Regions from separate parts of the Mus musculus genome. Here regions 2, 3 and 4 are each linked to region 1. The links are chromatin loops, found by intact Hi-C in ENCODE. Cell type or tissue: heart. All regions are shown on one strand. Region 1 holds the start of Snapc3 (small nuclear RNA activating complex, polypeptide 3). Region 2 holds the start of Ccdc171 (coiled-coil domain containing 171). Region 3 holds the start of Psip1 (PC4 and SFRS1 interacting protein 1). Region 4 holds the start of Ttc39b (tetratricopeptide repeat domain 39B).

The links. Hi-C counts contacts between places; a loop is a spot of excess contacts. Peaks named below come from ENCODE experiments on the same cell type or tissue, not always from the same donor. Only the 100,000 strongest peaks of a DNase experiment are listed, where the experiment ranks them.
Region 2: it touches region 1 in a loop (4-fold over the local background); 9 of 42 quality-filtered maps call a loop at or near these places.
Region 3: a loop joins it to region 1, with 5 times the contacts of the local background. A loop is called at or near these places in 2 of 42 quality-filtered maps.
Region 4: a loop joins it to region 1, with 2.0 times the contacts of the local background. A loop is called at or near these places in 7 of 42 quality-filtered maps.

What each region holds. Positions count from the first base shown.
Region 1 is chr4:83,412,776-83,420,775 of GRCm38, reverse strand. Snapc3 (small nuclear RNA activating complex, polypeptide 3) reads right to left here and starts at 3,052. Exons shown (of 9, transcript NM_029949.4): 1 at 2,722-3,052; 2 at 1,993-2,070. The coding sequence starts at 3,023. In heart, a CTCF peak has its summit at 3,016; a DNase peak (open chromatin) is centred at 3,115; H3K4me3 peaks cover 2,470 bases; H3K27ac peaks cover 2,088 bases.
Region 2 is chr4:83,521,262-83,529,261 of GRCm38, reverse strand. Ccdc171 (coiled-coil domain containing 171) reads right to left here and starts at 3,717. Exons shown (of 26, transcript NM_001355378.1): 1 at 3,492-3,717. It overlaps Gm25899 (a small nuclear RNA gene), which reads left to right and starts at 1,494; the gene lies at 1,494-1,634. In heart, a CTCF peak has its summit at 1,148 (motif pointing left); a DNase peak (open chromatin) is centred at 3,831; H3K4me3 peaks cover 2,357 bases; H3K27ac peaks cover 2,162 bases.
Region 3 is chr4:83,482,603-83,490,602 of GRCm38, reverse strand. Psip1 (PC4 and SFRS1 interacting protein 1) reads left to right here and starts at 4,140. Exons shown (of 16, transcript NM_133948.6): 1 at 4,140-4,328; 2 at 4,675-4,886. The coding sequence starts at 4,815. In heart, CTCF peaks have their summits at 3,891 and 4,796 (motif pointing left); DNase peaks (open chromatin) are centred at 3,902, 4,272, 4,372 and 4,722; H3K4me3 peaks cover 2,189 bases; H3K27ac peaks cover 1,668 bases.
Region 4 is chr4:83,319,791-83,327,790 of GRCm38, reverse strand. Ttc39b (tetratricopeptide repeat domain 39B) reads left to right here and starts at 3,602. Exons shown (of 20, transcript NM_027238.2): 1 at 3,602-3,720. The coding sequence starts at 3,679. Gm42306 (a long non-coding RNA gene) reads right to left here and starts at 5,021. Exons shown (of 3, transcript XR_881382.3): 1 at 3,024-5,021; 2 at 2,039-2,301. In heart, a CTCF peak has its summit at 4,130; DNase peaks (open chromatin) are centred at 3,480 and 4,100; H3K4me3 peaks cover 1,709 bases; H3K27ac peaks cover 1,376 bases; H3K27me3 peaks cover 835 bases.

The sequences.
Region 1 (8,000 bases):
AAGGGACCTTTTGTTTCTTTTTATATAGAGAGCCTGGAACCCATTCGTGTAAATCAGGTTAGCCTGCCCGGACTTTCTGGCAGTCCTCATTCCTAAGTCTCTCAAATACTGGGATTACACACATGAACCATCAAATGCCCTGGCTAGATTTTTATTTTTATTTTAAGTTACTGAATGAAAGAGTTTTAGGGAAGACAAACGTAGGGCTAGATTTAGACTTTTGCAAAACGTCCAACATTTTACAAGGTTATTAGGATTCATTTCTTAAGTTTTAAATACAATAGCTTTCCAACCCTAGCTAAAGAATACTCTTTTGTCAACACACACACAAATATACAAAAACCTGAACACATACACACACAAACAAAACATGAATACACAAATACATACATAAACACACAGTCAAAACATGAATACATAAATACACAGAAATATATACAAACACAAACATATACAAACACACCTCCTCCCTACAAATATTTGATGGGAATAACAAAAGGACTCAGGAATGACAGAACACAGTTGAGGCTGTTTAAATTAGTGGGCTACAAACCAGAAGTAATAAATTTCTAATATTATACATCATTGAGTAACAGTGCTCAAAATGTGTTAAGTAAGCAGGCTAAAATGGATCTGTAATAAGTGATAAGCAATCTGCAAAATGAAAGTAGGCATTTAGAAACTTTTACAAGTTGACAGCATTTTTATGTCTAAATTTTGCAATAAAAATTGGACTTATTATGTTAGCATTCTGGTTTAATTTTTCCTCTTTAGTAATTTATTGTTATTATTACATTTAAGAAGGGATTATTATTATTTTATTATATTTGAGACAGGATCTCACATTTAATTCAAGCTGGCCGGGAACTTAGTCTGGCCTTGACTTCATGGCGATGGGTTTAGCTCAGCCTTCCTGAGTGCTTAGCCACCGCCCCAGGATTAGGAATTGATTTTTATAGTATTTTACAAATAAAATGGCTCCATTGAAGATTAAAAATTAAGAAGCAAAATAACGGTGCTTGTTTCTTTTTTTCAGACATCATATAGCCCTGCCTGGCCTGGAACTCAGAGATCTATGTAGACCAGGCTGGCCTCAAATTCAGAGATCGGCCTGTTCCTGCCTCCCTGGGATTAAAGGTGTAGGTCACCAATTCCTTCCTTATCACCGGTATTTTGGGACACACTATCTGAGTATTTAAGCTTGCATTACAAATCTAAGTAGATAAAGTCTACATTAAAAAATCAATGCAAATTCAAATATGTAGTGGATATTAGGGATTTTGTGTTCTTAATGTTTTTCTTTAGATGTAAGAATATCACCCTGGGGCTGTAGAGATGGCTCAGTGGTTAAGAGCACTGACTGCTCTTCCAGAGGTCCTGAGTTCAATTTCCAGCAACCACATAGCGGCTCACAGCCATCTGTAATGGGATCTGATGCCCTCTTCTGGTGTGTCTGAAGACAGTGACAGTGTACGCATATACATTAAATAAATCTTAAAAAAAAAAAAATATCACCCTAATCCCAAATTACAGAATGGTACTTCTTTTGGAGCTACGTAACTGATGGGTAAATTAGCACAGTATCTGTGATTTACTGAATGGAAGAGCCTGGGGAAACACACACAACTGTATCCCATAGCCACAGAGCCACAGAGCCACAGAGCCACAGAGCCACAGAGCCAAAGAAAGGATGTCCAAATGTTTAAAACAACAACAACCACCACCACAACAACAACCAGTCATCAATTATCATTGAACTCACTAGGTAGCTAAGGCTAACCTCTAACTTACATCAGTTTTGACTCAGCCTCCCGAGGGCTGGGATTACAGCCAAAAGCCAGGACACCAAACTAATGGTTGAATTTTAAGTGGTGGAGTAAAACATTCAGAGTGTTCAGATAAACAGCAGAAAGACTAACTGTAGTTTAGTGGTAGGTCGTGTTTCATCTCCAGCACCAAAACAAATAGCATATAACAAAACAAAACTCATACCATAAAGTCACTAGGTCAGTGTTCTCTGGGATGACTTCCGGGTCTTCATCTTCCCCGAGGCATCTCAGTTTATCAAGGCTTAGAGAAAGGGAGGTTGGGAAAGGGAGAAAGGAAAAGCAACGATTTATGATCAGCCATGCATTTTTCAACAGCGGGTCAGAGCTTGTCCTAAATACATCATTGAATAATTAAGTCTTATGAAATCCAGCAGGCAGCTCAAAAGAGGCCAGAATTCAAGACAATGGTTTTTGTGCCAGTGTTATACCGAAAAGGGTGTATGTTCATTTGAGGACAGCCAGTACTGTCAAAAGGAGAAGGACCGCTACAAGTTAGTTTTTGTATTTCTATTTCCAGGTAAGAAACTTTTAGGGAAATTTTAGTAATAACATTTTCATGAGGACCGCTAGAAACCACGGTTAATAAAGGTTTCAACCCGGCTCTGTTTAAGTCTCCTCCATCCTCAGGTACTTCCATTGTCCAAATATCAATGACAGATATATACCGCTGTTACTTCAACAAGCACTTTAAAGATCAAGAATAGAAGTCTTTCGTGCATTTGTAGTGTCCCGTTACTGGATCCACCCCTCAGGAAAGTGCTTTTGGACCCAAGGATCTCTTCCGGCCTTCCGGAAAGGGTTTAGGGGGACGAAGGTTAAGGGTCTCCGAGAAGCGCAGGGACGAGGCTGAGCCCTGCGGGATCCACGCAAAACCCCGAAGCCGCACACTCACCCGCACACGACCCTCAGCTCTGCTGCTGCCTCCAGACTGCAGCCCAGATCGCTGGCTACTGCAGCATCCTCAAAGCCGTCGTTGGATGCCCCTCCGTCGGTCGGCTGCTCGGCTGCCTGCGGTTCGCTCAGCGACAAATCCTGGGCCCCTAGCCGGCCACGCCATAGCTCCCCAAAGGAGCCCACATGGAACACGCGCGTGTGCAACTCGGGAAGCTCGTATTCCGGAAAGCTGCTGTGGCTCGCACTGGGGACTGGGTGCTGTGGGCCACCCGCACCGCCGCCCTGCAGGTCCTCCGCCATGTCAGCCACGATCCCTTCCGGCAAAAGCTGGCGAGAGGGCGTCGCGGGGCGTGACGGGATTTGTAGTTTTGCAGAGCTCCGGGGTGGCGGGCGGTTGCGCGAGCTGTGCTTCAGAAACTACATTTCCCAGCAGGCTGGCTACCGCCTGGGCGCGGCTCGGTCGCTGTGGGCCGGGCTGGATGCATTGTTCTCTGGACTTGTCCGAGGGCTGTGCGGCTCGCTGTGTTCCGAGCTGATCTGGTATTGGGACCCACAATTACCTAAAGACTCAATCATTGGGTCCCCATCTCATAGTTTTCTCAAATCTGGTTCGTAGGGGCGGGACTTTTGTCCACTGGTTTTGCGAGCTGCTCTGCGGTTCCTCCTATCCTAGAGAGAATCCTGAAGGACAAGGGGCACTGAGACTGGTTCGTCCAGAATCTTCTGAAAGGCACGGTGTGTGTTTGTATGCGTGCCTTTGTATACCTACCTGCACGATAGAGCTTATCGAACGTCGGCTATGCAACACACAAATTCATTCTTAGCCATATGTATATATTTTGAAAAGTCACCACTTTTCCGGGGAGAGAGCCGAATGTGATTGTTAAAGGAGTAAACCGGTAAACTAGGAAATGGAAGTAGCTTGAAACCCAGTGAGCCTAGATGTTTCTGAAGCTTGGCCATCGCTCAGCTGTTCCAAATATCATAGCAGGGTGTGCTGAACAATCCCTGGCTTGTATGATTGTCCTGTGACACATGTTGTATAATTCAGCCATTGGAACTATTCCTTTAGTGGCTTTTAGTATATTCACAATGGGGCAACCATTAGTTTAAGAACATTTTCACCACTCGTGAAAAGGTTGCTTTTAGTTATGACTCCCAATCCTTCCAACTTTAGCCAACACTTTTCAGGCTTTACGTCTGTAAAGGTTTGCTATCTGGGCTTTTTGAAATAGGATATCACTACGTAGAACAGTCTAGCCTTGAATTCACAGCCGCTTCTGCCTCCTGAGTCCTGGGATTAAAGGTATGTCCCACCACACCCAGTTTATTTTCTACATGTAATATAAATGTAATCATATATGACCTTTACAATAGGTTTCTATAATATTGTACAATATTTTTACTTTGCAGCAAATTTCAGTACTTCATCCCCCCCCCCTTTTTGGTTGAATTTAATTGTATTGCATGGATATTATATATTTTATTTATTGAAACTCATTGGATGGACTGGGCTGCAGCTCAACTGATAAAATACTTGGCTCACATGCATGAAGTCCTGGGATCAATAATCCCAGCACTTGCAAGGGAGAGGCAGGAGGACCAGAAGTTCAAGGTCATAATCACCTTCAGAGGGAGTTTGAAGCAAGCCTGGGATACAGGAATTCCTGTCTCCTAAACAACAAGCAGGACTGGAGAGATGTCTCTCAGTGGCTAAAGAGCTTCAGCTTCTCTTCCAGAGGACCTGGGTTCGGTTCCCAGCACCCGTGTGGCAGTTCTCAGTGGTCTATAACTCCAGTTCCAGGGCCTCTTCTGACCTCTTTGGGTACCAGGCATGCAATAGTGCACAGACAATATGGGCAAAACACCATGACCAAAGCAACTTGGCTTCCATATCACAGGCCATCAGCAAAGGAAGTCAGGACAAGACTCCAGCAGAGCAGGAACCCAGGGGCAAGAGCTGATACAAGAAAAAAGAAAAATGCCGAGTTAACAGTTCAACTAAAACAAAACAAGGGGTTGAAAGATGGCTCAGTGGTTGAGAATACTTGCTGCAATTCCAGAGGACCGTGGTTTAGTTCTCAGCACCCACATTCACTCACAACCTACCCTTTTTTCATGTTTACTGCTTTCTCTTCCTGCTCGGACTCTTTACAGTGCCTCTGCTGTACTGTTCGTCAAATCTACAATGAAAGCCTTCTTTTTTAACCATCTCTTTGGAGCTGTCATGTCCTCGTTTTTTACACCTCTCTCTCTTTCTTCCTTCCTTCCTTCCTTCCTTCCTTCCTTCCTTCCTTTCTTTCTTTCTTTTCCCAGATACTTGCCAAAGCCTGGGCATATTTCCCATGATGTTCTGGGCTTTTTTTTTTTTTTTCCCTCAGGAGCAGTCCAGTCCCCTGCCCCCACTTCTCCCCAGCTTTGGTTCTGTGTCTAACCTCCACATGTAACTCAAAAGGCCTGGCTTTCTTTTCTTTCTCTTTTCCATCTTCCTTCTTCTGGAAGCTGCTGAGACTTACAGCTTGTCTGTACTGTTGCTGTCTTTTTTTTTTTTTTTCTTAAACTCTAATTAAAAACATTCTATTTATTTATTTTCATACAGAGTTCCACTATGTAGACCAGGCTAGCCAAGTGTTGGGATTAAAGACATGCAATATCAGGCCTTTTTTTTTGTTTGTTTGTTTTGTTTTTTTGTTTTTTCGAGACAGGGTTTCTCTGTATAGCCCTGGCTGTCCTGGAGCTCACTTTGTAGACCAGGCTGACCTCAAACTCAGAAATCCGCCTGCCTCTGCCTCCCGAGTGCTGGGATTAAAGGCGTGCGCCACCACGCCCGGCTTTTTTTTTTTTTTTTATCTTGTTTTATTAATGAGACTAAGAAGCCAAAGAAAGGGCTCTAATTTCCCTGATAACTCTGAAACTGCAGTTGGTTTGAGACTAAAGAAAAGTAGGGCCTTCTTTTTAGTAATTCTCCAACCTAGTTATTATAAATACATTCCTGGCTCAGGAGGTGTGAAAGTGGTTTTGTATAAGATCTTTTATATAAATATCATCATTGTCATAATTAAAAAAGATACACAAAAACTTCCAGTGACATTTCTTTCCTGCTTGTTTGTTTTGAGATTTATGTGTATGTTTTCCCTGCATGGGCATAAGAATCCCCTAGAACTGGAATTGCAGAGGGTTATAAGAGGGTTGTGAGCCAAGTTGCTTTGGTCATGGTGTTTTATCATAGCAATAGACTCTAAGACACAGGGAGAGCAAGAAAGGAATACAAGAGAGTATGGGCAAAGGAGAAAGAGAGAGAGAGAACACCAAAAGGCACAGGGGAAATGTCAGGGTTCTATAGGAAAGAGTTTAGGGTAGGGATCAGGGTGAAAAGAGCCAGGAGCCAGCCTGCACGACGGCAAGGACTCTGTAACAGATCATTTGAGATCCTGAGAACCTGGAGGCCAGTTTGTGCTTTGGTATTTGGTAATGCTAATAGGCACCACACTTAGCCTTTTGTCCAGTTTCTTTTAGACCTACGGAAGGAAGTCCCTGATTTAAATTTGAACTGATCCAGTTTGAACTAAACTGGTTAGCGGAAGCAATCACCACCATCTATTGTTCTTTATGTCCTGTTTTGGGGATGAAGGGCTCTCCCTAGGCTAACCTGTCTAGCAGGATCAAGTTGGCAAAGGCTTTCCAATATGGCTACCCCATTTCACATTCCTCTGAGCAGCACCAGAGGGTTCCAGTTTCCATATCCTTTCCAACACAACGTCATCTGCATTTTATTATCTCCATCTTAGCAAGTGTGAACTAATGTCTCCTTGTGCCTTTCATTTGCATTTACCTAATGGCTAAGGAGTTTGTGTGGGTTTTGTCACTGGGAGATACAGTGCCTTTTCATAGGCGTAGTCTCTTAAATAAAAGAATTTAAAAATGGAGTCAGAATGAAACTTGAAAGCAATTGTCAACTCCCCAAACTCCAAAAGGCCTTGTAAACCAGAAACAAGCTCAAGTTAGACTAGAAGAGGGTTTCTGGCAACTGGATAAAAGCCAGCATCCCTCCGGAACTTTTAAAGCCACTTCTGCCTGCCAGAGGCGTCATTTCCCTTACTTCTGGCAAAATGGACATCTGGCTCTCCAATTAGCATACATTCATGTCATCTACCAGTACATAGAGGTCCATGCTAGCCTCCAGGCTCCCTTAGTTATACATTTCCCAGCCCCCACCAGCTTCCTCACACTTCCTCCCCATGGCTACTCACGCTCCTCACAACCGTGCCTTCTCTCCTGATTATCACCATGTTTCCCCTAGTCTTTATGCTCAGCTACTCTCCCTTCTACTGAAGATAGCCCAAGCCACATCCAGCTGCTGGTCATGTTCAGTCTACTTTCTCTCTCTGCTCTGAACTCCTTCAGCCACTTCTGGCTAAATGGAAGCTGGAGACCAAATCTGGACCCCTGCTGACCGTGAAAGCTGGGATGCAGATGATGCAGAAGGGCTCACATACCCTAGATGGGGAGAAAGAAAAAAACAAGGGTGAATAAGAACAGGAAAGCACCAGTCCTACTAAACCTACAATGTTCATCTGGTGTTACCCAACAACACCACACCCTGCGAGGTGGCTCCCCCAAAACAACATGGACAGACGTGCTTTCCCCCAAACATAGCATATCCAACAGCCTTGCGCAAGTGACCAGTGTCCAGACCCCAGCACCCTCAGGGGCAGCAGCACCCCAGGTTGCTTCCCAGGGTGCTTACTGGACCAAAGGATCTTGAACTCTCTGCACAGAAGTGTGCATCTGTTGTCAGAAACCCCCATGTTTAAAGCTAGGAAAGGTTCACAGCCCACACTTTGTTTCTAAGAGTTCTAGTTGTGGGTCACTGAAGAGCCATTGTACCTCCAGAAGTGCCATTAGCGGGACTTGACAAGTCCTGAGTAAAAAAGAAGTTTTCCATACTGTAGCCATCGATCGTTTAAAGTCCGAAAAGGCCACTTTGGGGAGATTAAGTAGGGTTATGGGGAAAAAACAAAACAAAACACTATGCTGTTGTGCTTTTTATTAATTGTGTTTACTTCCTGTCATGAGATGCCTTAGACTGCCTCATGTTGCCCCTGTGAAGTTAGCTCCACCAGTGTAATGAGTCAATTCAAGCCAAACTAAAGTTTAAGGCAAGTTTATTGGAGGAGAAGGGGAGGGAGCTCTTGGATGTCACAGGAGTGATGTCACCATGTAGATGGGAAGACAGATGAGTGGGAGGGAGCAGAGAGAAAAATAGGGGGGAGGAAA
Region 2 (8,000 bases), 110 kb before region 1:
CAGTGACAAGAATTAGAAAGAACTAGAAATTTAAAAAAAACCTCATTTGAGTCATGAAAATTAAATTGAGGGGAGCATAAAAGCTAATGGGACAAAGTGCCCAAAGGAGAAATAAAGAACAGGGGAAATGGGTTCTGGAAGGATGGCTCAATGGTTAAGAGCACAGGCTGTTCTTACAAAGGACTCCAGGTCAGGTTCCAGCAAGCACAGCATAGCGCACAACCACCTGACACTCCAGCCTCTGGGCTAAGCCCCAGGGAACATGCACATACTCCACACACATACTCCACACAAATGTACATGCAAACGCAGTTAAAAAGAAAAAATACATCGTGTGACAAAGTATTAAACTTCAAGGTGAAGGAAGCAAAAGGCCTCAAAAGGATGTAACAAATTATGGAAGATGGGTGAAGAATAGCCAAGGGCTGGAGAGACATCTCAGTTAAGAGCATGAAGTTCAGGGATGGCGAGATGGCTCAGCAGATAAGAGCACTGACTGCTCTTCCAAAGGTCCTGAGTTCAAATCCCAGCAACCACATGGTGGCTCACAACCACCCATAATGAGATCTGACTCCCTCTTCTGGAGTGTCTGAGGACAGCTACAGTGTAGTTACATTGAATAAATGAAGTTCTCATTCTCGGATGCAAGTTTGACTTCCAGCATCCATGGCAGTTCACAACTGCCTGTAACTTCAGCTCTAGAGGACCTTACACTCTCACATACACAATAACACAAACATACCCATAACTTTAATGATAACAAATAATTAATAATAATGATAAAACAGGTTTTCTTTTTAAGAATAACCAAGTAGAGGGCTTACAGGACAGCTCATCAGATAAAGGTGATTGCTATGCAAGCCTACTGATGTGTGTTCTAGCCCTAGAACCCAACTCCACAAAGCTGACATCTGATCTACATATGCACTCAGTAGCAGAGGCTTGCTCACCACCATATATGTACATACACTCACACATAATAAGTAAAATTATATTTTTTTAAAAAAAAGAGGAGGCTGGAGAGATGGTTCAGCCATTAAGAGGTACTGGCTGCTTCCAGAGAAACCTGTTTAATTCCCAGCACCCACATGGCAGCTTACAACCATCTAGCTGTAAATCCAGTTCCAGAGATCAAAAGCCCTCTTCTGGCCTATGAGGGTACTGCACTGCATACACATGGTGTACAGACATACATGTAGGCAAAACACTCATGTACACAGAATAAAAATGAATATGAAAGAAAGGAAGAATAATCATTTAGAAATAAAGTGAAAGAAAAAGAGGAAGAAAAAAAAGAAGAGAGAAGAAGAGAAGAGAAGAGAAGAGAAGAGAAGAGAAGAGAAGAAGCAGTTAGGGATAATACAAGTCCCTGAATAGGGAAATATCCAAGTTCTTTTCCCAGAACCATAAAAAAGACAGACAACTCAAGCAAGGTAAAAAATAAATAAATAAATAATTAAATAATTAAACCACACTTGAAGAAAACTTTCCTTAGCTTTGCGAATTGGCTGTATTGTAGTCCATGAGGTTTATCCGAGGCGCAATTATTGCTAATTGAAAACTTTTCCCAATACCCTGCCATGATGACTTGAAATAAAGTCGGCATTGGCAATTTTTGACAGTCTCTACTGAGACTGAATAAAAAGGAAAAAAAAGGAAAAAAAAAAACTTTCCTTAAAGAACAAATTTTACCCCACATTTTGCAAAAGCAAAGTGGGTGCATCACCCCAGCCTTTTCCGACTCATTGGCCATCTTAGCACGAGTTTTCCTACCCTTCAAGCCCTCTTCTGTCCCTTCGCCGCATGCTCACCTCTCAGTCACACAGCTCAGAGAGAAAGGGGCTGGATGAAGAGTCAGGGCCCAGTATGGAACACTTACTATGTGCCACACACGCAACTAACTACGCATGCTTGATCCCACCATCCATCCCTTAATCTCCAGAGACTATTTGCCCATTTCACAGACGGGAAAACTGGGTTTCCCAGAGATTGAATGATTTGTACCAAGATACTCACTACAAGAATTAAAAGTCATACTCACATCTTGATGACTTCTAATGATTCTGTACCAAGAAAACATGCTTATCTGGAACCGCCTATGCCTCTCTGGGCGCACAGCCTAGCTTCTCCTGCCCACCCCCACCCCACCCCCGCCCCTTTAAACTGATGAACACCAACTCACCAACAAGCATCAGGTTTCATCAACTATTTAAGTCAGCCCCTCGACCCTTTCCGCTCTTGTTTAAAGATGAAAGGAATGCAACCTGTGTCACAGCACTTCCACTACCTTCTCAGTTTGGGTGTCTAACCAAATGCTATTTTTTTTTTTCTTTACTCATCGAGAGGAAAGGGCTTGATTCCCTAACACTAAATCCACTTTTTTTTTTTTTTTTTTTTTGTCTATGCAGCTTTGCATTCATTAGTCGTGACACCTGTGTGGGACTATCAGCAGTTACACGGTTCATTTGGCAAGGGGGCACTTCAGAGCTGAGTGCAGCTCAAATAGCAGAACACTTTTGTGCCCATGATTCTTGTTCAGTCTCAACCACCTTTCATCCCATCTCTGAAAAAAGAAGAGAGGTGAAGGAGATGTGTGATTCTGTCCATAAAACACGCCTAAGACAAAGAAACTCAAACAAACAAAAAGTAAACGGAGCCTGAAAGACTAAGCCCACTCTGCTTATTTGACATAAAGAACCTAAGGTCCAGGCGACAGGTGATTTGCCTGTCACAGCTAATAAATGGCTGAGCCAGGATTTACACACAAGCTCCAAGCTAAAACAGCCGCCTTCACTTTCCCTAGAATCCCGCTGCACTGCCTGCATTCCTCTGCCTTTAACTGGAAAGGATTGCATTTCCGGCTCTATCACAGTTTGGTCGTTACTAAGCACTGATAAATACAAATAACAAAACGGTAGTTTCATTTCTCCAATACTAGGAAAAGTATAAAACATCAACGTGCAAAATCTTAGAAGCTGTTTGATATCGTCTCTAAGTTATGTATTTGATTAATATGAATATCGTAAATGATTAAAAAGTCAAAGGGGGGGGGGTGTGTGCTTGTACGCAAAATTCAGCTTTAAACTCACAGCTGACTTTTCTAAGTCCCAAGGTGGGTGGTAGGCAGAAGTTGCATAACTCATTGTTTTGCTTATCAAACGTTTGTAGGGTGCCTAAAGTGTGGTAGGCATTTAAATAAAATGAAGGTAAAACACGAAAAAAAAAAAAGTGATCCTTGGGTACTGATCCCAAAGAGCTCCGAGGACTCTAGTCCCCACCGGTCCTCGGAGTACAGCGAAGATGCTCGGCTTCCTCAAGGTGGGCGGAGAGCCCTGGCCATTGAGCTGGAGGCTGGAGGCTGGAGGCTGAGCTGGAGGCGTGTCAGCACCAGCTAGCAGCCCTCAGCCGGGTCCTCTCTGCAAGCCCAGTCTCCTCTCAGCACCTCCCGGTCCCGGGCGCCAGTCACCATTGCACCCACAGCCCGCAGTTACCTCGGACTCGCGTGGTCCAGCCTGCACACCCACGACCCCCAGGCAGCTTCAGGTCTCGGGGTGAGTGGGAGGTCAGGCAACTCTCAGGAGAAAGAGTGACAACTGGGGAAAGCCGATGGACTCTAGGGCCAGGATGGAGAAAGTCTACGAGGTGAAGTTTACAACGGCCACTTCCGGGGGCCCGGAACACGCGACGAGGCTCTGGGCAGCCGCGACTTTCTCCGCCTCCCTGGCCCCGCCCCGGCAGGCCCGCCCCTCGCCTCCGCGTCCCCAGCGTCCCGCCCGCCGCCCGAGCCCCAGCTCCAGGATACGCGCGTACTCAGAGAACGCGGGCTCGCGCTGGAAGAGAAGCGCCGGCCCGCAACCGCGCGCGCTCCCGCGGCAGGCGGGGTATATTGCGCATGCGCCAGGGGTGGGGTACGCGTGCGCAAAGCACACGGGTGGCTCGGGGCCGCGTTCCACCCCATGCGCGCTCCAGCGCCGGCATGCTGTGCCTTCTCCTTGTTTCAGAACTCCCGCAACCGAGTGGCGTGCACATTTCCAGCCTCGGAAAAGGGCAGCAGCCTGTTCCTGCTCTGTAAACGTCTTCTTAGCTGGCTCTCGGCCCGAGAAACCCGCTAGGACCGCGGCCGATGCCAGGGTCCCCAGGGAGAGTGCCTGGGCTTCGGCACAGGTGGCAGACTCTCAGCGCCCTCCTCCTGCAGTCTCCTCCTCCCATCGATTTCTTTTGTATTTTGGCTTGGGTGGATAGAATGTAGGTCGGTGCTCTGATGCTGCTGAGCGTCTTTGATTACAAATAATGCAGAACCGGATTCATTGGCAAATAAGGCCTTGGAGCCTCGCCTTGAGCTCCATCTCTGCTAGATTTCAGCCCCTCCCCCTCCTCGCCCACAATTTATAAAGAGCTTTGGTTCGCCCTGTAGCCGCTTCAGAGGATTGGAAAAGCAAATCCTCTTTTGTTCCTTGGCTTTTGAAAGCCTATTCCCTAAAGAACAATGCGAAATGGCAGGATTTTGATGAAAGGTTTTTATCCCTGCCGCCACTACCTTCTTTCCACAAGTGTTCATACAAAATGAGCCTTTTATGCTAAACTTGTCCGGGGTTGGTTGTAATCAGCCTGAACCAGGTGTTGGGGTTCTCGCCTGCTCTCGCTCTGGAAAGTTAACAGTCCTAAGAGCAAATAGATTAAAACTTTGGTTCTTGCACTGCTGAGAAACTTTAATTGGTTTGAGGTCAGTTGTTTGGTTTTTAAAAGGTTTTCCTTGCTTCTTAAGGCTTTAGCCAGAAGAGATAACTGCTTCGAAAACAAACTGAAGGAAACAAAAGTAGCCCTCTCTACTTAGGAATCAAATGGAGAATTACAATAAATAAGATTACATTCACCACCACCATGGGTTTCTCTGTGTGGCCTGACAGTCCTGGAAGATGAGAGTTTTTTTTTAAATTGTATACGGCTTAGTTTTGTTATTTGAAAGATTTTTGTTTGGAGGGAAGTGATTTTGTTGTTGTTTTGCTTTCTTGGTTTTGTCTGGGTGGGGTTTTTTAATTCCCTATGTAGCCCAATCAGGCCCCAAATTCTGGATCCCCTGCCATAGCCTCCGGAACACTGGGGTTACAAATCATGGGCCACACACACACATCAGCTCATCGTGTTTTAGGAACATCACAGAAGGGAGTGTTACATTGCAAACATAACTGATCTATTACATTGTACACTTTTTAAAGAAAAGCTGCTTGACATGAATCCTTACAAAGTTCATTTACTCTGTCTTTAGCATGCGTAGAGTACAGCACATGTGCCCAGCATGGAGCTAGGTAATAAAAATACCAGCTATAAAGTACAAATGCCACAGGGATCAGAGAAAAGATCTGCTCGTCAACCTTGAGTACAGGGAAGCGATTTGTGGAGCATGTAAAGTCTAGTGTAAGAAAGTAGAGTAATAGATTCACCAAAGTAACAACGAATTGGGACAGGAAAAAAAAAGCATGAGACTTTTGACAAAATAGAAACTTTGGGTGCAGGGGAGAAAAATATGAAAGATCTGCTAGAGAAATATGCTCAGCTCAGATCACAGAGAGCCTTTCAGGTCATATTAGCAACAAGGCTAATGAAAATTATAGTAATTACACAATAAATCCGATCACCTCGGAGTCCTTAGAGGGTTTCTCTTTTTCCCTGGTGGTTACAGGTTCGTTTTCCTTGGTCCCCTGTTTGGGTAAAGGCTATCTATAGTGAGACGCTCTCTAACCCACTTCTGGTTGTCTTTCCTGGTCACCTCAGCCCCCTCCTTTCTCCCAGCCCATCGGAGAGACAAGTAGATCCAACCCCACCACTCCCTCAAAGAAGCTTACAACCTCAATAAAGACATCATCACCAAATCCAAGACCCCTTGGTTTTCTGAGCCGCCTCAGATTTCTCTCCCACATTTATGAGGATCAATAAATACTTTCTCAGGCCCGGCGTGGTGGCACACGCCTTTAATCCCAGCACTCGGGAGGCAGAGGCAGGCGGATTTCTGAGTTCGAGGCCAGCCTGGTCTACAAAGTGAGTTCCAGGACAGCCAGGGCTATGCAGAGAAACCCTGTCTCAAGAAACCAAAAAATAAATAAATAAATAAATAAATAAATACTTTCTCGCCTCTCACCATCTTACTGCCAGTAAAGTGCCCTCAGCCTTCACTTGGTACCTGACAAGCTTATTTGGCCCTGTGGAAGTGAATGCTAAGATCCTGAACTTTGATTGTTTATATCTGAGTTTGAATTTTTAGTTCTTATTTCAACAGTTCTGCTTTACTGCCCCACAGTGTTGTGCTGTGGTAATAGTGGTGGTCCTGAGGTTTGTTTCTGTCCCTGTTTTAGGCAGGGTCTTGCTACACAGCCCGAGCTGGCCTGGTGATCATCGTGCCTTAGCATCCCAGTGCCTGGCTTACAGGCTTGTGCCACAATGCCATTCTTAGCTGGTAGTATTGACATCAAAATATCTAAAACTTAACTTTCTCAGTTTATCATGAATTGCCCAAACTACTCCTCTGCCTGTTCATAAAGCTTAAACTCTCAGGCAAAAACAAAAAAACAAACAGGAAAAAAAAAAGACATACAGAATTATCTTTTTTTCTTTTTCTTCAAGATCTCAGATCCTACATTCAAAAATTCTGTCTTCCTCTCTGCCTTCTGTCTTCTCTCTGTGCCTGCTGCTGAAAGCTGGGTCTGGTGCCTGTTTCTTCCTACCCAAACACTTGTAATCAGTCATTCATTCCCTTGTCCTGTGCACTTAGCAATTAACACTCAGGGCATTTTTAAATTGACAACTATAAGATTTAAGGATGGAAAAATAGGGAAAAAATCAAAAGGAGGCCTAGAGGCACATGCATGGTTCTGCCCTGTCAAGCAGATTTCCCTGTGTGAGCCCCAGGGCTAAGCCCCGTTCACTCCCCGTGACCCCTCTGTAACCTCGGGCACCAGGTGCTTCGTTAGGATGGTGTTTGGTATCAGGTCTTAGAAAGGAAAAGCTTTGGCATAATTGTTGCTCTGGGTGGCTCTGGCTCTTTGTTCCCTCCATATGCTCTAACAGAAATTTCCTTTATGAAGCATAGCTCTTGACTGTGTAGCTGTCTTGATTAATTCTGGCTGTCACCACGTTGCTTACAGGATAACACTCAAACTTCTCCTGTGTCAATCAAAGGCCATTTATCAGCTTCCAGCAATAAATGTTGCCTTTCCAGCAATGCTTCCTCCAGGTCTACAGTAGAGCTTCCTTCTCATTCATACTGGCAATAGAAAACATGCAACTGGGGATAGCCATGAAGAGATGTACGCATAGGCTTAGATGAAGTCTTAACACACACAGTTTAATATGAAGGTTTTAAATATAGGTAACATTATAAACCATATGCAATGTGCCTAGCTATATGCTAAGCAACTCCACATTTACTCCAATTTTCTTTCCTTTTTTATTTTTTCATGTTGTTTTGAGACAGGATCTCTCTATGGAGCCCTGGCTGTCCTGACTCACTATGTAGCCCAGGCTGGCCTCGAACTCACAGAGCTACACCTGCCTCTGCCTGCTGAGTGCTGTGGTTAAGATTAAAGGCCTGTGTCTCCACACATGACTTATTCCACTCTTTGAACAGTGCTGTGGCGTCTTAACTGAGACATGTCCTCTCTAGGGTTTCATACGCACTTGGTCCTCAGGTGATAGCACTGTTTGGGGATGCTTAGAAGGTGAGGCCTTGCTGAAGGAAGTGCCCCACTGTGGGAGGGCTTTGAGTGCTTCAAGCCTGCCCTTCCAATCTGCTTTGCACTTGCAGTTGAGGATGTGAACTCCTTCCACCATGCCTACCACATATTGCCAAGTAATCTCCTTTCATAAGCTTCCCTTAGCCGAGTATTTTTTTCCCAGCCACTGATACGTAACTCCTACAAATGCAATATATCTTTACCATTTGTTTTGGTAGTAGCTAGTGATTTTTTTGTTTGTTTGTTTTTTGAGACAGGGTTTCTCTGTGTAGC
Region 3 (8,000 bases), 70 kb before region 1:
TGTGACCCTCACATATATTTGAAGATCTTATTTTTAAAGAAGTATGTATGTATGTGTATGTATGCATGTATGGATGTGTATGTATGCATGCATGTATGTGTGTATGTATGTGTATGTATGCATGCATGTATGTGTATGTATGCATGCAATGCATGCATGTGTATGTATGTGTATGCGTGCATGCATGTATGTATGTATATATGTGTATGTATGCATGTATGTATGTGTATGTATGTATGCCTGGACTCAGGTCCTCTGGGAGAGCAGCAAGAACTTTTAACAATTGAGCCATATTTAGTTCTATTAAATGATTTGTAGAGGGAAAAAAAGTGTTTTTAAAGGACAACCTTTAAGTATATGATGAGAATATAAAATCAAATATGAATATCTTCACTTTGGTTTGCTTGTTTCCTGCCCTTAGGATTGAATCCCAGGTCTCTTGCCTGCTAAGTAAAGGCTGCCCTCTAACTTGTGACCCTTCCGCCCAGTGGTTCTCAACCTTCCTAATGTTGTGACCCTTTAATACACTTCCTCATTCTGTGATGACCCCCAACCATAAAATTATTTTCTTTGCTACTTCATAACTGCAATCCAGCTGCTGTTCAGAATCATAACATAAATATCTTCTATGCAGCATATCTGATATGTGACCCCTGTACAGGTCCCAACCTACAGGTTGAGAAGCGCTGAGGCCTCGACTTACTGAGGAGCCTAGGCCGCAGCCTCATGTGTCCTGTGGTCTGTTTTCTTTTCTGTTTTTAAGATTTATTTACATATGAGTGCTCAATTTGCATGTATGCCTGCCTGACAGAAGAGAACATCAGATACATCAGAACTGATTATAGATGGTTGTGAGCCACCAAGTGATTGCTGGGACTTGACCTCTGGAAGAGCAATCAGCCCCTGACCCTAAAGAATTAGAACTTTGTCAGGGCTCATCATCTGTCTATTCTTGCTATTCACTCAGTAACTCCATCTTGGGAAAAAAATGTTAAGTTCCTCACCTGTACTTTTGTTCTAAGTAGTTTAAAGACTAGGAAGATTATAAATACAAAAAGATTAAGCCATTTGTAGATGACATTTAGGTGTGCTTTTTGGGTCAAGTCATTTAGGCCCATGAAGAGTTAAACAGAAGGGCTGGTCGAGAGGACCAGCTGGGGAATGGGGTGGGTCTCCAGAGATTGGGAGGGAATTTGAAGCTGGAATAAGAGAACTAGGCTGCGTCTACTTCCAGCATCTTTTTCTAATTATAGGCCATTCTCATTCATCTGCAGCCTCCAACCTTCCTGTGTAACCTAGAGGGCTTGTAAAAAATCACAAAAGGGTGTGTGTAGTGCAGAGAACAGAAGTGCGACAAGCTGGCTCGGGTGCCTTGACTCCAAGTGTCCTTGGGCAAGTTGCTTAACGTCTAGGAGGCTGCTTGCTCATCTGTAGAATGGGAAGAAATTTGCTTGGGTTTTGTCTCAGCACATTTAAATTGGTCTGTCTCTCTCTGGCTAGCTGGTTACAGTTCTGGAAAGTGTATTCTTTCTCCTGTGGGGGAGAAACAAAGCTTTGCCAGTGGCTTAAACACACCCAGCCACTTCCATCCCCCCCTTCTCCCTCCCCCCCTTCTCCCTCCCCCCCTTCTCCCTCCCCCCCTTCTCCCTCCCCCCCCCCCCACTTAGATTCAGAACTGTTGTTCTCAGGGATCCTGGCCCTTTGTTCTCTGGGGGCTTAAATCACCACCTGTTTTGCCTTGATTTAAAAGGTGTCTCCAGTTGTTTCAGACAATTTCTAACTGACATTGTCAAAATGTGCAGCTAGAGAGTGTATCACATTGGTTCACTACTAATACATCAAGTGCATTTCCACTTCCCTTAAAAAAATTTTTTTTTTTTTAATTTCCCAATTATCCCCACTCACAGTACCCATCTCTGTTAGTTGTTGGCATGGCTATTTAGCACTAACACAAGGTATCTCCTAATAGAATTATAGATCTTCTTGTGATATTCTTTATGTGTCTCTCTCTTTCAGAGAGAGCTTTGCCTACAGGTTGGCCTCTAATTTCCATATTCTAGCCTGAGTTTTACTGGTGACCTGAATTTAATCATGGGACCCACGTGGTAGAAAGAGACCCAGGTGTTGTCTCCTGATCTCCATAGGCAGTGTCCCCCCCCCCCCCCAAAAAAAAACCAATGTGGGATATCTTGTTAAAAATGTAGATTAGTAGACGGGGGGGGGGGGGGGGGGGGGGGGGGGGGCTGAGCTGAGCTGCTCACAAGGCCTCAGGTGAAGCCCATGATGTGGAGTCTGACCACAACTGGAGTTTCAAAGCCTTATGGAGTTGGAGACAATGGGAGGGGGAGGTGTACACACACACACACACACACACACACACACACACACACACACACACACACACACACACGATAGCTGGGTGACTTGGGATTAGAGACTTCCCTTTAAGACAGCTTTCTGTTCTTTCAGGTCCATGATTTAGCTGACGACCATTTCTGTAATTACTTAGTTGTGCTCCTCCACCTTTTTTTCTTCCCTTCTTAATCAACAGTCACATAAAAAAAGGGCTCCCTCTGCTCACATCTGCACTGAAACGCCAAGCATCCAGTTTTAAGCAATCAGTTTTATCCCCCTTCTTACCATGCAACCTTGGATAGCCCCCAAAGCACACAACCTAAGATTCACGGTGAGAAGCTTGAAGACATATCACCAATAATTTCCTTTCTTTCTTTTAGCTCCATGCGGAGCCCTCTGCACGATGCACATCTACAGTGGCCTGCTTGCTAGGCATTTAACATTGGGGTGCCAGATTTCCTTTTAAAGACATGCAATATTCCTTTTATAAATAAAGCCCTGAATTTTTGCCTATTCAAACAAAGCTCTTCCTGAGTCTCAGCTGTGAGTCTTTATTTAAAGCAGTATTATTGCTTACACATTTTAATATTCTTAATATCTTTAATATTTTTAGCCTGTTTGATATAGGAAATACCTAATCTTGTTCCTAGCTGTATATTCAACACCAAACAGTGCTCTATTCTAAACAGGATTTTGGAGAGATTCAATGAAGGATGAAACAAAAGACTTATTTTTTCTTAATACTTTAATGTCTTCTAATTTGCCACATCCTTACTTATTGGGAACCTGGATGTTAATGGATAAATAATATTAGTTCTGCTAGAGTAAAGATCGTAAAAGTCAACCCATTTCAGAAGGTGTATTACAAAATATTAAAAGCATCCACTGGCTAAAGGATCAAAAATAAGTTCACCTTTAAATACCCTTTAAGAGAATTTTAAATGATGAAATATTTAGGTGTTAGTAACTCTTCTCTCCTGTATCACCTACCACCATATATATCACTTTTCTAGGGAAATAGAATTTTAAGTGCAGGGCTAAAATTTAGATTGGGCCCAAATCCACATCCTAACTAACAAGCTAACTACGCTTTCTCTGTCATTGTTTTATATCCTTGACGTTTTGCATTCAATGGGATTGTGTTTTCGTTAACGGTTCTCCGCGGTTGAAATATCAGGGAAATGAAATAGGGCTTTCTCATGTTTCAGTCCCAAGAAAAGGAGACTGCAAAGCCCATTCTGCGAGGTGTAAGAGGCCTACAAGGTGCACACCCTGCAACTGCTTCATATTCCAATTTCATCTCTGGGATTTTGCACAGCTCTTCATTTTGGGGATGATGTAAACTGCGCAGGAGCACTACAGTACTCGCACCAAGGAGAAGGATGCGAGAACAAGCACCTTGGGCTGCCACATTCTCTTAAACATGCAGCCGTGGGCTACAGGCCCGGATACCCGCCCCCAAACCGGGTCCACAACAATCGTTTCCTCCCTCCCCGTCTTTTACATACAGTACACATACAAATACACACACGCAGAGCAGCCAGCAGGGGCGGGCCGGGCGCGACCACTGTGCCAGCCGTGGGGGGGGTGGAGGAGAGGGACAGCTCCCGCGTGCCTCTCTCCGGGCCTCCCCTCTCCCTCCCCTCCCACGGCATCTGCTTGCAATTGGTCGCAACCAGGGGCACCTGTGGGCTCTAGGGGACTCAGGCCCTCAGCTCCCGAGCCACGACGCTCGGCGGCTGTAGCGCCACCCGTGCCTGCGCGAGCACTTGGTACGGCCCAGCGCTAGCGGGCGCCGAGCGGGAGCCGCGCGGGAGCGGCGTAGCGACATCGGCGGCGGTGGCGGTGGCGGTGGCGGTTGCAGCTCGGAGCCGTTGAGACGCCTCTGCGGCAGCTGGTGGCGCAGGTGGCCGGCGTGGACGTGGGCAGGAGCGGCCAGCGCGCCCCGCAGCCCCAGCGCCGCCGCCCGGCAGGTGAGAGCCGCCCCGCCCCCGCTCGGCGCGGATGGGAAGCGGGCGGCCGCGCTCGCAGCCTCCCTCCTCTCCCCGCCGCGCCCCTCCCTCGTGGGCTGCGGCCCGTGGGAAAAGCCCTGGGAGCGCCGGGGTGGGAGGCCGGCGGCCGGGTGGCGGGCAGCATCCCTGCCTCAGGTGGCCGCGACCGCAGGCCCCGGCGCTGCTCGGGGCCGAGGCCGCGCTCTGTCCGAGGAGGCGCGCAGGCGGCTCCCCCTCCCCCTCCGCCGCCTCCCCTCCCCCTGCCCTCCTCCCCGCGGCCCCTCCCTGGGGTTTGCGCTTTAACCGCCCTCCCTGCTGTCCCTCGCAGGCGCGTCGGGACACCCCGAGGCATCCTCCCCCGCCCGCGGGCCCGCCAGTCCCAGCTCGCGTCTGTGCTCTCGCATCTCCTGATCGCGGCTGCGCTGCTCCCCCTTCTGGTCTTGGGACTCCCGGCGTCGCCCCTCAAACATGACTCGCGATTTCAAACCTGGAGACCTCATCTTCGCCAAGATGAAAGGTTATCCTCATTGGCCAGCTCGAGTAAGTGATTTGTAGCCCCGGTGTAGCGGTGCGGCCTGCCTCCCATCGTTTCTTCTCGGCTTCCTTTCAGTCCTTCCTCTCCTTTTCTCTTTACCGTTACTTGGAACCTTTCATTTTAGCTTTCTTTCTTTTTTTTTTTTTCTGTATACTCACGTACAATTGTAAAATTCTAGGTTTTCCTTCATATCCGCGGCGGTTTCCCTTTTTGAGTCTCTGACAGGTGTTCTATATAGCAGTTTTTGGGGATGACATTCAATTAACGTTTCATTGAGGCGAAATCATCAAGTAGGATTTTTGTGAGTTGAAATCATGACATTTCCTTAAAATTTGGAATTTTGAACAAAATACAAAGCGTCAACGAAAAATGCAGACTCCAAGCCCTTGCATGTCAGCTGTGGTTTAGGTTGCTTCGTACCGATTTGCAGTTGGCGGCTCATTTGGATCTTTAGATTCACAGTCTTTGGCTTTATGACCTTGAAGATGTTGTTTTCCATTTTTTGTTCTCCATAGCCAAAGGGAGAAGTAGACCGGACACTGGATTAACCTAACTGGAGAAGTCCTAAGGGCTCAAGATGTTACATTAAACAGCCGAGCTCCATTTTCAGGAAAAAAAAAATAGGTTTTTTTTGTTAGTTTATAATGGTGTCAAGGTTCAGAATACTATAGATAAGACTTAAAGAAGGTTATTAGATAAACTCAAAAATAGACTCATGTTCTAAAATTGTAATTATTTTTTCATACAACCTATTTTTTATTTTCATTTTCAAGACAGTTTCTCTGTGTAGCGCTGATTGTTCTGGAACTCACTCGTAGACCAGGCTGGCTTCAAACTCGGAGATCTACCTGCCTCTGCTTCTGGAGTGCTGGGACTAAAGGCGTACACTACCACTGCCTGGCTATTTTTTTTATGCACGTAACTAATTTAATCTTTGAAAGGTATTACTTAAAAATAATGAATTCCATCGTTGGGTTCTGACAGCTGTGTATGAGTACTGACTTAGACTGCTCCCTAACTTCCCATCCTCCTGGGGTACCTTGTTTGGTAGAGCCTTAATCCTCAGCCTTGTCTATATAATTGGTGTTCTTGTTTTCCTATAGGAAAACTTGTAAATTACTGCTGTGTGTGTGCTTTGACCGTTACATATGTTGCAAACGTCTTTAGGGCAGTGACCTAAAGCTGAATTTCTTTATCCTGCTGCTCTTACATAGTCATGCACTTGGAAAACACTGCCTTTCAACTTTACAGAAGACTCGCTAGGCTTGGGAAGGTTTCAAGGCCCCCAAGAGACACTTGATGATTCTAGGTATCCTGATTTTGAGCTGTTAAAAATCATGGTTATCTGATACTCATATTCTAAGTTCCATGCCCCAATGTAGTTAGAGGCCAGGTGTAAATACTTTAAATTTTTTTCTGACTTTGACAGCTAGAGAAATGGCTCCGTGGTTAAGAGGACTCGCTGCTCGGTGGACCTAATTCGGCACTTATCTCAGGCAGCTCACATCCACAGTGATCTGTCTGTGATGACAGGGCAGTGTCACCACCTGCACTCTGCACACAGCCATGTGCAGGCACACACACCTACATCTAATTAAATAAGATCTTTTTTAAATTGTCTTCTTACCTCTTGCAGTATGTTACAGGCTAAGAGTTGTTGCTGGTAAAAGTGAAAATAGCCTTTGGAGAATCATTTTCCTCTTTTTTTCTTCAAAATTAACAATTTTTTAAAGTTCTGTGTTTTGGGTGTTTTGCCTGCATGTGTGTCTACACCACTTCCATAACTTGAGACTATGAAAAAAACTGTCAGGAGCTGCTGTGTGGTACCAAACTGAACCAGGGTCCTCTTAACCACTAAGCCGTCTCTCCAGTGACAAGTTCTACTTGTGATTAGTTCATCTGGATTGGGATAGGACATTTTTGTCTTTTTTCCCTTGTTTTCTTTTTCTTAGAAGCAGCTGAATTTGGTTTTTACATACTTTAAGAATTACAGAGTGAGTTCCAGGGCTACACAGAGAAACTCCTCCAACCCTGTCCCCCCAAAAGATTTACATGTTTTTTCATTCTTAGATATTCTTAATCTTTGCTGTAGAGAATTTAAGAGTATTTAAATATTTAAGGTCTCAACTGTAAGGGTGACATCTCATATCCCATCATTTATTTTTAACTTGTACAAATTGAAATAGAATTGTTAATTAACAACACCTAATACTTCCTTTCAATGTTCTTTAAACACTGGGAATTAATGCCTTCAGTTTTGGATCCTGCTTGCCTTTATGTTCCTTATTTTCTCCTCTGTGTATGTTTGCATCTGTGTGTGTGTGTACCACATGCATGTGAGTACTAGAGGTGATCTCCCCCCCCCCCCCCCCCGCGCCTACTCCAGGAGCCTGAGTTAGGTGAGCATACGGGGCTTGAGAACTGAACTCAGATGCTTTGGAAGAGTTGCAAGCGCTCCTAACCCCTGAGCCCTGCCCTTGCCTCTCATTGCGCTTACTGTTTGAACAGCTCTCCTGCAGGATTGCACACCAGCTCCACACTCCATATAGGAAATGTTTGTCGTCAGTCAAATTTGTTTTAAGAATGAAGTAACTGCAGATTTTAGGAAGGGAAGCTAATCACAGTAGGTATTGCGTCTGGGATGATTTTGAGTAGCAGGCAGTGATAACCTTTGTACTTCTCCAGAAAAACAATGATCAAAATGTTACAGTTACGTAAAAGAAAAGGGTCTTGATGTCAGGACCAGTTTTGACACCAAATGAATTCTGGGGGAAAAAAAACCTTGCTTTTTAGATCTTGTTTGAGATTATGAGTTGTAGAGAGAATTATCTTCTGTGTTGTGTATGGATATATCACCTGTCAATTAAAATCTCTAAGGCCTATGGGAAAGGGTAGACTAGAGGGTGGGACATATGGAGGCAGAAAGAAGACTGGGATAGAGCACTGGGAAGATGGGAGACAGACAGACACATGGTACCAGAGCAGAGGAAACCAGTCACATGGCAGAACATAAATTAGTATAAATGGTCATTTTCAATGGAGCTGATCTGGGGGCCGGGAGGGAAACGGGCTCTATTACAATAAACTGTAAAATGGGTTGATCCTGTGTTAGACATATT
Region 4 (8,000 bases), 93 kb after region 1:
TTTTGATGTCTCTTGAACACTGGAAAGCAATGTGATATGAAGATAACAAGCAAATGGGAGAGGAAGTCACCAATAAGATAATTTCCCATCAAAACAAACTGTTCACACAGGAAGCAATGACCTTTAAAAGGGAGCATCAGGCGTGAGTAATAGTGCAGAGGCTGGTCCAGACAGGAAATCGAGCTCTCCGAAAGTGAAGCAGAAGCCAGAGGTAGAGGTAGGGTGGGGTGGCTGAGAAGGTGACAGAAATTTTCATTGGTATTATGGTGGTTCATAGGCACTAAATGACACCTAAGTCCTTTCTAGCCCACATGTCTGTTTCTAAGCAACTTAAAAATATACTTCTAGGGCTAGAGAGATGGCTCAGTGGTTAAGTGCACTGTAATAATAAATAAATAAATAAATAAATAAATAAATAAACAAATCTTTAAAAAAGAATGTACTTCTAATACCAGCCTCATATATATGTGTATATTTAACAATATGTATATATGTATACTATATGTATATATATAATGTATTATATATATATATGTGTGTGTGTGTAACGATAAAATTGACCCATTCTAAGAGTACAATGTAATAATTTCCTTTTGAGTCAAGAATCCATGTAGTCCCCAGAGTGGCCTCTAACTTGATATATAGTGGAAGATGACCTTAAACTTCTGACCCTCTTGTATCTTCAGAGTTCAGATAAAAGGTGTGTGTCACCACACTAGGTCTCAGCAGTACTGGGATACGCCCAGGCCATCCGTCCTCCATGTTACTGGAGCCTTTTCTTAGCTGAGCTACATTTCCAGCCAGCAAGGTGCTTAACTAGTGGCTGTCACCTCAACCAAACCCATTCTTTTCCTGTTATATTTAGGAACTGTTACAGCCCCAGTCATGACCTGTATCCCAGCAGGCCAAGTTCAATCACCCATATTTCCTAAACCAAATTAATGGTGAGGAGCAGAAAAAGGAGATTCATTCAATGTGGCCACATTGAGAAGAGGGACAAAGAGATCCAGAGTAACAGTCCTCCCAACTCCCCTTGCCCCAGGGCCATCTTTGAGAGGAAGAGCCTGAAATGTAGTTAAGGTTTCAGTAGAGCACCAGAGGTCTGTGAATCTGGACACCCCATCCTTGTTTTTGTAAAATGGTCTGACAAGTTGTAAATCTCTTTCTGAGAAAAGTTTCCCTTCTGGCTGGCTCCTGCTTTAGGCCAGTGATTTTCAATCTTCCATTGCTCTGACTCTTTAACACCTTATGTTGTGGTGACCCCCCAACCATAAAATTATTTTTGTTGCTACTTTATAACTGTAATTTTGCTACTGTTATGAATTGTAATGTAAATATCCGTATTTTCTGATGGTCTGGGCAACCTCTGTGAAAAGGTCATTCTACCACAGAATGAGAACTCCTGCCTCAGGCTCTCTCTCCTTCCAGGATGAGAATCCTGAAGGGAGTTCTGAGTTTTTGAGATCCTTTGTTTTGATAGTCTGAGAGACAATTAGAGGGGCACACATGCTTGTTTATTTGTCTTTGTAGACAATCACCCTCCCTCCCAGTCTGGTTACAAAATGGTTACAAAGGTGTTACTAGAATTTTTGGGCATCCCTTCATAGTAGCTAACCAATACTGAGAAAATCAAGGTCTCCTCTTGGGGGTTCTTAGTTTCATCGATAAAATAATTTAAGAGTGGACTCAATTGGAAGCTAGAGGACAATTTTCTGAGAGTTTAGAAGAAATAAAACTCCAAGGCAGGTGAACTGAAAATCTCAGGTTCTTCTCAGAGGAGGCAAAAGGAGAAGGAAAAAAAAAAACCCAAAACGAACAAAAACCAAAAACCAACTCATCATGGAGGTGAGACCCACGATGGGGAGGAGCTATGCTTAGAGACCATAGGCTTAGAAAAGAGAAGAAAAGGAAAAGTTTAGCTTTTCTGAGTAACTCGGAAAAGCGGGCAGACTCAGGAAACTGCATGCCGGCTGCTCTGTAAGAGACTGTGTGTATGTACAGTGCATTATCTCATTAAAGAAAGAAGCATTCCACTTACCTTTTTAACGTGGCTACAGAAGAACCCGCCTTCTAAGGGGCAGTGTCTTAGCCAGATGATTGACATGCCTTACAAAAATGTCAATTCTCCAACCAGATTAATATCTAGTATTCTCTTGACCAGGAGGAGTTTTTACCTTCATTGGTCTTAACTGCTGCTGTGTCAAAGACACTTGGAGACAATAACATCATGAAGCTGGTATCAAGGATGCCATGGTGACTCCTGGGAAATGTGTGTTAATAGGCCTCCTCTCAGCTAGTCTCCTGAAATCCACAGGGAGAAAAGAAGGTTGGCTGTAGTCACAGAGAGACCGGCTATTAGCCAGGTGCTGCCGCCAGACTGCGTTTCTGATTCTGGCATCACTGTTTTACTTAGCAGCCTGACCCTAGGAAAGTGACTTAAACTCTTACTAAACAGTGTCCCTCTTCCTATGAGAATAAGTGAGACAAAACATACAAGGGCCCCAGCATAGTCCTAGTACACGATTAGTTCTCAATTACAATTAGTTTCCTGTTTTTATGTTTACAGACCGATAAGCCGTATTTCATAAATCAGATAGATACTGAGTATGTAAATGACTGCATACAACAAAGTGGGGAGAGATGGGGTGATAGCAACGATAGAAGTTTGGTGTCTGGGGACACCACAGAACAGGGATAGGACATTTTTGGGATGCTCTATATGAGTGGGGTGTCTTGTAACATTTGTTACCAAATTACACCGTTAGGGGAGTTTAAAATAAAACTGACTCTCAACCCTAAATATTTATAGTTTTAACTTTTTTTTTCCCAGTTGGATAGCTCAGTTATTTTGCAAGTCAGAAACAGGAATCAATTTCTAAATACAGTCAAAAAACATTGTTCTAGGTTCTAGGGATATAGCATAGAAAAAGACAGCATCCTTATCCTCATGGATAATTGAAGCACAAATTATGTCTATTTGGATTTACAGAAGGCTGAGTGAGAGATGGTGTAGCAATAAAAACCTGGACCGTGCTGGGAGATGTACAGGGCTCTGAGTTACACCGAAGCCGTTACTTCGCAAACACAGAGGCAAAACAGAGCTCCTATCTCTTGGAGAGGATGTTCTTGACACAGCGACTTGGGCATGTGATGTGTCAGATGCCTCTAGGTGACCAGTGACCCATAGCTGTCCTCTAGCTGCATCTGTCAGATGCTCTGTCCTCTGGGCGAAGTAAACGCTCTGGTTCCAGACCAAGGACCAGGTGGACCACTAGCCACAGAGGGAGCGCAGCCACGACCTTGGGTTGTCAGCTCTGCGCGCTCCAGTCACGGCGCCAGGCTCCTGCCAATCCTCTAGGGAGGCCAGTACCCCAGAGGTCCTTTTCCCGAGCACCCGCTGACTCTGTGGGTGACTCCTCCCCACGGAACCTGGTTGGCTGCTCTCTAAGGAGGCCGCGTGCCGGGGCGGGGCTATCCGGCGAGGGGGCGGGGCATTAGCCTGGCATCCGCTGGGGTACTGGGTGCGCAGTGGATACCGCGGCGCCGGGGGCGGGGACAGCTCGGTCCGGTCGCTCGGGGCCGCCTGGTTCCTCCTCCACCCGTGCTGGGCTGAACCCAGAGCCAGAAAAGAGTCGGTTCTGAGTTCCCTGTGGGTGTGCGGCCGCCGCGGAGGGGAACATGGCGCTCGTGGGCAGCCGAGTGGAATTGGACGCGGACGAGGTGCGAGGACAGGCAGAGCGGGCTGGTCCGGGCACCGGCGGGCACCGGCGGGCGTGGGAGGGATGCGGAGCCTCCGCTGGCACGGAGGGTGGGCAGGGCTGTCCTTCACGCCGAGGAGCGTCCCACGGGGCCAGGCAGAGCAGCCCGGGCCAGCCTGAGCCTCCTTGGACCCTATGGGCTTTTGCGGAACCGTTCTGGACTCGACTTCTGTGTCGCTTTCTGTGGAAGTTCCGCGAGGTGTCCGCCGGGCGGGTGGGGTACGGCTGTCTAGTCACCCCGGGACCGAGGGCCGGAGCCTGAGCCCCGCGGCCGGGAAAGGTCCCTTGTCCAGAATCGCCGGCGGCCTCGCCTCTCTAGGCTACCGAAGTGACCTACCGGGTCCTCGCGCGGCGCCGGGGTCTGAACGCTCCCGGGCGGGGGCGCCCGACCTGTTGATTTCAGCGCTTCCTTCAGCTGCTGCTGGGAGCGCGCGCTCTGCTCTCAAGTTGAGGGTCAGGCTCCTGCCGCCGCCTCTGCTGCCATTTTACCTGACTTGAATTTTACAAGTCGCGGCCTGAGAAAGCCTTGATTTCCAATGATGCAATAGATGGGTGATGTGGAGGAGGCGAGTGAGTTAGGATTCGGTCTTTACTGCCAGAAGATCCTGGTAACGAGTAAATACTGTGCTTTAAATGTTGACATTAAGAACCGATCAAAACCCCAAGGATCAATCTTTATGCTACAGACAGTTAAGGCGGCGAACCAGAGCTTTCTGAGGACCAGCCTTGCGGTGTGGGCCCAAGACCACACACCAGGGAATTAGCGCTTGCCCAGGGGGCATGGATGTGTTGCTGGACCTTCTAAGGACACACAAGGCAAACAATGAGATAGAATATTTGTTACTATTTTCTTCTGTGACAACTTTTATTTATAGCTTTAGGCAGTCTTTTGGCATGGCCTGTTGCCTGCGCTTTTAAATTTTACATTCGTAATCCAGGTAACACACTACTACGGTACTTTGACCATCTACTACTTCCTCAAGAGTTTCTAACGTTCCCTCTTGTGTATACATTAAATAGCCACAGTCTTGGCATGATGGAGGCTGTTGTACAGTCTCAATAGCTTATCCCAGGCTTGTCTCCAGCTGCTTCCCTGTCCATAACCATTTAATCTATTTGTATTGAAAATGAAAGAACAATCCTGAGCCTGGTCTGTAATCTCAGCACTCAGATGGCTGAGTCAGGAGAATCACAAATTCAAGGCTAACCAGGTCTAGACACATAGAAAAATCGACTAGCATGGATATTTTTTTTTCTTCCGTAATAAAGAAAAAAAAAAAAAAACAATCAAGACCCAGAGTAGCTCCTAACTATAGAGTGGTATTTCTGACTCTGGCTCACTGTTGAAGAAATGCAAGCCATAACAGTAGATGTTAAATGGGATTGTCTTGGCATATTGAGATGAAGGTTACTCTGTCAACTGCCAATAAAACAAACTCAAGAGCTCATGTCGAAGTTAGGTATCAGAGCAGCAGACAGCCTGGCACAAAGACTTGAATACATGTTTGTTGAGTGACTGCATGACTGCAGAAAAGATATGCCTCCATCAGACCTCAGTTTTTGCCTTATTACTGATAAGCTCCCAATGATGGACAAGGCACAAAGGGACTTTTTGTTCCTGCCAAATCTATGTTTTACCCTCATGGTGGACAAGTATGTGGGCATACGTTTATCCACTCTCTACTGAGTGCTTAAGTACTCTTTGCTTAAGTTTGCTACCTTAGAGAGAGAAGGTACAGCTTTGGATGTCTAGGTCTCCCAGAGTGCCAGGGAGAGAAGTCATGTGTGGACCCATTTAGGGTGAACGAGCAGGTGTACAGTAGGGTGTTGTAGGTATGCTTGAAGTACTTGTAAAATATTCCTAATTGTAAGTGGATTAAAGAACTCTACCTCACTAGGCAGTGGTGGCACATGCCTCTTCAATCCCAGCACCCAGAAGGCAGAGACAGGCGAATCTCTTGAGTTCAAGGTCAGCCTGGTATATATAGATCCTGTTCCAGGACAGCTAGGGCTCTGTTACCCAGAGAAACCCTGTCTGGGGGGGGGGGGGGAGGTGTTAGGGGAGGAAGAAAGAAAAAACAAAACCAAACCAAACCAAGAACAAACAAACCAAAACTGAGCTCCACCGTGAGTGTGGAAGACTGTCAGGTTCACCAGGTGTGTGAGTAGACCGGAGGGAGCTTATCCCAGGCTTTCACACCCTCCAGGGCACTTTGCTTTCTTCCTGGCCATTGTTTGATGCTTTTGAGAGGTGAAAAGGGACCGAAGCATTGTAGCTGAGAAGGTTCTAATCTCGTTGCCTCACTTTTGGGTATGTGTGTGGGGTTAATTTACGGCTGGCCATTCAGACGTTAAAATGGCAAACCTCTGATCTTAGGTGCCAAGCTAGTGCTGACTGGGAGATCCTGACAGAAGGAGCCTCATCCACAACTGACTGCTAAGTCCCTCAGCCCCTGAGGGCTTAGTCAGGTTCCTGGTCCTGAGGAGTTAGGGCTAGGAACATCTTAAATGTTCTAGTGTTAGGGGTTTTTTGGGGGTGGGGTGGGAGGGTAGGTGGGGAGGGAGATCTTTTTTGAGGTCATGACTAATACTATGAGAATACTTTTCTTCCTAAGTACCCACAGAAATGATAGTGGTGGGGAAACTTATAGTATCTCTTGGGTGGATTTTGGTTTTTAAACAGATTTTTAAATGATTGACTCTTCCTTCCTCCCTCTTTCTTTCTTTCTTTCTTTCTTTCTTTCTTTCTTTCTTTCTTTCTTGGTTTTTTGAGACAGGGTTTCTCTGTGTAGCCCTGGCTGGCCTGGAACTCACTCTGTAGACCAGGCTGGCCTCGGACTCAGAGATCTTCCTGCCTCTGCCTCCCAAGTGCTGGGATTAAAGGCGTGCGCCACCATTGCTCAGCTTTTTAAATGACTTAAGAGGGGGCTGGAGAGATGACTCTGTGATTAAGAGCACTGGCTGCTCTTCCGGAGGACCCACGTTCAATTTTTCAGCACCCATATGGCAGCTCACAAGTGTCTGTAACTTTCAGTTCCAGGGGATCCAACAGCCTCATACAGATATACATGCAGAGAAAACACCAGTCAATGCTCATTAAATAAAAATAAATTTATTTAAAATAACTGTTTAGATTCTGTAAAGAGAAGTATGGTTGCATTTTGTCTTAGTCAGGGTTTCTATTCCTGCACAAACATCATGACCAAGAAGCAAGGTGGGGAGGAAAGGGTTTATTCAGCTTACACTTCCACACTGCTGTTCATCACCAAGGAAGTCAGGACTGGAACTCAAGCAGGTCAGAAAGCAGGAGTTGAGGCAGAGGCCATGGAGGGATGTTACTTACAGGCTTGCTTCCCCTGGCTTGCTCAGCCTGCTCTCTTATAGAACCAAGACTACCAGCCCAGAGATGGTCCCACCCACAAGGGGCCTTTCCCCCTTGATCACTAATTGAGAAAATGCCTTACAGTTGGATCTCATGGAGGCATTTCCTCAACTGAAGCTCCTTTCTCTGTGATAACCCCAGCCTGTGTCAAGTTGACACATAAAACCAGCCAGTACACATTTCATTTTTTTTTTAGAATTATTTTATTTTTATGTACATTGGTGATTTAATAGAAATGAACAATTTGTGTACACAATTACACACACATATATATGAATTGCATTTCAAATTGAAAGTCATTCAGTAAATACAGTTATTAAGTTACTAATAGCTGTAAAATTTGGATTTAACATTTACAGTTTTAGTTATTTTGAACTCATTATTGAGTAGGAAAATTAAGCCATTTATATTCTCTTACACAATACATACATGTTATTAAAATTTTATGGGCAGGTGCAAATAGGAAAGCATCTAAAAGAGCGACTTAAGGAAGTGATAATGAAAACAAAAACCTTACAAAACACTGAATCATGTGAAGAAATGGCTTAGGATGATTTTTATGGCCTGTTCGGGATGTTTTTTTTACAGATGGAGTCTTGCTATGTATTGTGACTGGGTAGGAACTTGACTTTATAGACTAGGCTGGCCTCAAACTCCCACATACTGCCTCTGCCTTCTCAGTATTGGGATGACTGGCGTGTGACTCTGATCAGCCCGATGACATTTTAGTACAACTGATTGCCACAATTGTTTTAGAATGAGACTGGGACTCATTGAAGGAGCTAGTTAGTGTCCTAGAAGAGCTCACGGCTTAGTAAATGATGAGTAGTTACCCAAGTAACCAGTCTGCCTGGGGGTCA